Linked DNA regions of Homo sapiens: region 2 is linked to region 1. Evidence: chromatin loops called from intact Hi-C (ENCODE). Cell type or tissue: gastrocnemius medialis. All regions are shown on one strand. Region 1 overlaps JARID2 (jumonji and AT-rich interaction domain containing 2). Region 2 overlaps DTNBP1 (dystrobrevin binding protein 1).

Region 1 (2,500 bases):
AGAAGGAGGGTGCAGTGCTGGAGCCTCAGAAGAGGCTCGTGGAGGCCGCAGTGTGTCTGGTTCTGATTTCTAGGGGTTTGTGAACATCTGTTTGTGGTTTGAAGGCTTTTTGGCTCACCAGGTGGGTCAGATCTCCATAAAAGATGAGCATCTCGCAACGCGGATGCACTGTGGTTTGGCTGTGTGCTAGGTGGACGTGGCACTGCTGCCATGGGAAATGGGAGCCAGCAGTGACCAGGCACCCAGCCAGGCCAGTGCGCCATCCCTGCCGGCGTGGAGCAGAGCCTCTCGTGTGCTCGGGTCCCTGAGGGTGACGGGGGTGGCCCAGTACATGCAGGAGGCCCTTGTCAAGTCTCTGCTTGTCTCTTGTGTCTCTCAATGACCCAGGTATTGCATTCCTGCTGAGGAGGAGAACAAGCTGGAAGATGTGGTCCACACCCTGCTGCAAGCCAATGGCACCCCAGGGCTGCAGATGCTGGAAAGCAACGTCATGGTGCGTCCACTCAGCCACCGCCTCCAGCAGGAGCTGTAGGACCTCCTAGGCACTTGAACATGGTTTCCCATGAACCCGCCTTTCAAAGGCAATGAGGACACAGCAAAACAAATCCCCAGGGTGCAAAGGGAAAGGTCCTCTGACACAAAAGCCAAACTGACCTTCCATCAGATTGCACAGGGCGCTGGGGTTTTGCACGGCCTTTGCATCTGTTTTGGGGCTTGTTTGTGTTGTGGGCTGCTGTGGGCCCTGGGATTTCTTGTGCCCGCCGCTCCTACCTTCTGGGCATGTGAGAGGAATGAGCACAAAGGCTTCTTCACCTGTTTTCAGGAAGTCATGGGGCTGGTGAGTTCCTGGGAAGTGCTGCTTTGAGCTGAGTTCTGACCAGCTTCTCTGGCCTCTGCTGACCCTGCCGGTCCCGCCTGTCCATCTTAGAGAAGAGATGGACGGGGGACTCCTTTGTAAGCCCAGCCTGTGGGCCTGTGGCCTACTTGGCTCTGGAGATGAGCCCGGCAGCCTCCTGGTTGTGTAACCTTGTCCTGTTTCCAGCCCTGGCATTGCCACGTGGGGACAGAGGGGCCTGTGTGGTCATCATGTCCTCAGCTGTGCATGAACCTGTCATCACTCTTGGACCAGTGCAGTTTAGAAGCTCCTTCTTGTGTTATGAATGACGTCTTTTTATTTTCCACATAAAACAATCTTATCTCCTTGAGAGCAGGCCTCTTAGGGTGCGCATACGTCACCTGAAGACTGCAGGTGTCCCTGCGCACAGGGAGGGGTGCCTCAGCCTGGCCCTGTCTCCCCAGATCTCCCCGGAGGTGCTGTGCAAAGAGGGGATCAAGGTGCACAGGACCGTGCAGCAGAGTGGCCAGTTTGTCGTCTGCTTCCCGGGATCCTTTGTGTCCAAAGTGTGCTGTGGGTACAGCGTGTCTGAAACCGTGCACTTTGCTACCACCCAGTGGACAAGTATGGGCTTTGAGACCGCCAAGGTGAGCAGAGCCGGCCTCCTCCCGCTTGCTGCCCCCGCATCCCTGTGAGTGCCGTGCGTGAGCGCACACAGAAGCATCCCTGCGTGTGCGTGTCTATTTGTCAATAGTTCCTTTTGGAATATGTCTTTGAAATTCTTAAGACGTGGTTGAAAGGTCTTCTAGGAATGAAAAGTTGTTAGGGATTTGTTTGTATCACAAAGAGTTTTGATCAGACCGTTACTGACAGACCCCTCCAGTATTGGAAAACTGTTGAAGATGCTCAAGGTAATTGCTTAGAATGGACAGAGAACCTCCACCCATCGTGAGGGAGTGGCAGCTGCCTCTGGGTAGCGGCGAAGTGCTATGACTTTTCCTGGTATGTGGTGCCTTTCTCACAGGGAGGCAAAGTTTTGAAGAGTTTTTAATCTAAATGCAATTCAAGATTTAGAAATTCAGACAGCCTGCCTGCCCCCTCCACCAAGAAGAACCTTGACAGCTGCCTAGTAATGAAAATCCACCCTAAAGGGATGTGACTCCTCTTTCAGGAAATGAAGCGTCGCCATATAGCTAAGCCATTCTCCATGGAGAAGTTACTCTACCAGATTGCACAAGCAGAAGCAAAAAAAGAAAACGGTCCCACTCTCAGTACCATCTCAGCCCTCCTGGATGAGCTCAGGTAACAGACCCCCAGAGCCCACGCCAGAGAGCTGGACCCGGCTGCCCTTCGGGGGCTCACCCCCCGAGCAGGCCTCACTTCCTGACAGGAGGGTGTGTCTGCAGGGAGGCCGGTGTGGGGTGCGTGTGTCCCCTCTGCTGGTGAGCATGGCAGGCCGTCACTAAAGGTGCGGGCCGTCTCCCGTGTCTGGCAGGGATACAGAGCTGCGGCAGCGCAGGCAGCTGTTCGAGGCTGGCCTCCACTCCTCCGCACGCTATGGCAGCCACGATGGCAGCAGCACGGTGGCGGACGGGAAGAAAAAGCCTCGAAAGTGGCTGCAGTTGGAGACGTCAGAGAGGAGGTGTCAGATCTGCCAGCACCTGT
Region 2 (2,500 bases), 84 kb after region 1:
AAGATCGTACCACTGCACTCCAGCCTGGGTGACAGAGCGAGACTCTGTCTCAAAAAAAAAAAAAACGAAACAAAACAAAAAAACAAAAACAAAACCTGTGTAATTGTTTCCCTTCAGTCAATAATCAACTTCATTCTTAAAAGCTTAGCTAGGTACAAGCTAAATATGCCTAAAACCTGCTTTATACCCCGATAATAAAAACCAGAATACAACAGGAAGGCAATATGTATCACAAGAGAATCTCAAAAAGATATCTTCAATCTACTTCTTAGTGACATCCTCACATTAGCAATTCCCCGACGTGGGGAAAGTTGACAGAACACTCAGTTCAATATTCTAATGAGTAATTCTTTTTTTTTTTCTATGATTACAATGTTTAGAGAGCTTCTAATTTTCTTCTTTTAGAATGTGTGACTGTGAGCAGAATTTCTAAAGGGCTCTCTTGTTTTAAAAAGCTGAAACTCAGAATAATGATTTCACAGACACTGTTATTCTCCTACCCCCAAATACTAACAACCATAAAAACAAGGAATCCAGCAACTACTATTAAATACATTAATGAGTGAGTGTGCAATTGAGGAGGGCGGTTTTCCTGTGGACTCATCCTGCTCACCCTGCAACCGTCTGTCTGCTGCTGTGAAGAGGACAAGCCCAGCATCTTCTGGGCATCCTCTGTCACACAGCGTCATGACCCACAACTCCACAACTGTCAGCGAAATTTCCAGGAAACTTCCCTTCAGAAAATCATTCCTGTACCCAATTCCTAAAACAGATGACTGCTTGAAGTAGTGGTGGTACAAATAATTGGTTTAAAGAAAAAAATCAGTATTATGCAACTTTTTTTTTTTTTTTTTTTTTTTTTTTTTTTTGAGACAGAGTCTTGCTCTGTCACCCAGGCTGGAGTGCAGCGGTGTGATCTTGGCTCACTGCAACCTCTGCCTCCCGGGTTCAAGCAATTCTCCTGCCTCAGCCTCCCGAGTAGCTGGGATTACAGCCACCCACCACCACATGCCTGGCTAATTTTTGTATTTTTAGTAGAGATGGGGTTTCACCATGTTGGCCAGACTGGCCTCAAACTCCTGACCTCAGTTGATCCACCTGCCTCGGCCTCCCAAAGTCCTGGGATTACAGGCATGAGTCATCGTGCCCAACCAGTATTATGGAACTTTTAAGGAACTGATGAGGTAAAGCAGCAGCACTGAAAGCCTTGAAATTTCACAATTGTTAGGGTGTACTCCACCATCTGTTAGAGGTACTCAGCATTTGGAAATATAGAAAATGTAAGAGAAGGCAGGGAAAGGCATGTCAGTCACAGGCAGCAGTGACTGTGAGGTCACAGAGGCCAAAGACGACGCAGGTTATATTTAGGAAACAGACTTCAGAACAGCAATACTTCAGCAAGTACTTGTCCTGGAGCAAATACTTCAGAACAGCAGGCTGAATGAAGAGAAAGTAATTCAGATAAAAAGGTAGAGAGTTCTCAGTGCCAGGCTAAAATATTTTGTTTTATTTTTAGCAGGAGAATAACATGAGCAAAGCTGTATTTTAGGAAGAACGTTCTAGCTGTGATGGATGGATATACTGGCAAGGGAGAGAATAAAAGCAGTGAGTACACAGGAAACTCACGTTGGGGGCACGTGGGGAAGAGCTAATTAATACTTGGCAAGAGCAATGTTAAGTGGTAATGACAATGAAATGAAGGATTCCAATTTGAAAAGTATCATAAAGAAGACTCAACAGCCCAAGGCATCTGACTCAATGGGGTAAGGAGAGGAAGGAGACAAGCATGCTAACCGGGGCAGTTCTAGTCTGGATCATAAGAAGGAAAAGATTTTGGAGGGCAATGCATGAGTTCGGTTTGGAAATTGCTGAAACAGGAAGACTGAAAGCTGCAGACAGGATTCCCATCCCCTTCAGCCTACTCGAGGATTTAACTCCTACAGATTCCTACTCCCTCGCTTCGCATTCACTCTTGAACCCATTCCAATTTGGCTTCTGGACCCCCCATTACACAATCAACACCACCAACAATCATCATGTTGCCAAATCCAGAGACCACTTCTCTGTTTTCATCCTAATCCTTAAGCAGCATTTGACCCAACTGGTGGTTTCTTGAAACAGTTCCCTCTAGTGTTCTCCCACCTCCTCAGTTTCTTTTGCTATTGTCTCCATCCCTTCCAGACCACCAGATGCTGGAGTGCTGCAGGCTTGGTTCTGGGCCCTCTTCTCTCCTCAGCTTACATTCGCTCATAAGCCAATTTCATCCCTAGCTTTAAATGCCATCCATATGCTACTAACTTCCTGATTACATTTCCTGTCTTGATCTCTTCTTTGAGCTCCAGACTCATATGCAACTGCCCATTTGATAGCTTTATGCAAAAGTGGAGTAGGCTACTCAAACATTTGCAAGACAGCCTGTTCTTCTCCAGTCGACGTCATCTCAGTTAATGGCATTACCCGGCTCCTCAAGTTTTGGCTCATCCATCTCCCTCATTCTCCA

What was found. Hi-C counts contacts between places; a loop is a spot of excess contacts. Peaks named below come from ENCODE experiments on the same cell type or tissue, not always from the same donor. Only the 100,000 strongest peaks of a DNase experiment are listed, where the experiment ranks them.
Region 2: a loop joins it to region 1, with 5 times the contacts of the local background. A loop is called at or near these places in 5 of 110 quality-filtered maps.

The regions. Positions count from the first base shown.
Region 1 is chr6:15,510,909-15,513,408 of GRCh38, forward strand. JARID2 (jumonji and AT-rich interaction domain containing 2) reads left to right here. Exons shown (of 18, transcript NM_004973.4): 13 at 388-493; 14 at 1,300-1,482; 15 at 2,007-2,137; 16 at 2,331-2,500. Among named protein-coding and RNA genes, the nearest start is that of DTNBP1-AS1, 34 kb to the right of the region's middle. RefSeq lists an enhancer at 1,883-2,500. In gastrocnemius medialis, a CTCF peak has its summit at 1,447 (motif pointing left); DNase peaks (open chromatin) are centred at 150, 1,033 and 1,451; H3K27ac peaks cover 2,500 bases.
Region 2 is chr6:15,594,414-15,596,913 of GRCh38, forward strand. All of the region lies in intron 6 of DTNBP1 (dystrobrevin binding protein 1), which reads right to left. Among named protein-coding and RNA genes, the nearest start is that of DTNBP1-AS1, 50 kb to the left of the region's middle. In gastrocnemius medialis, no CTCF peak of the experiment used is centred here; a DNase peak (open chromatin) is centred at 1,148; H3K27ac peaks cover 862 bases.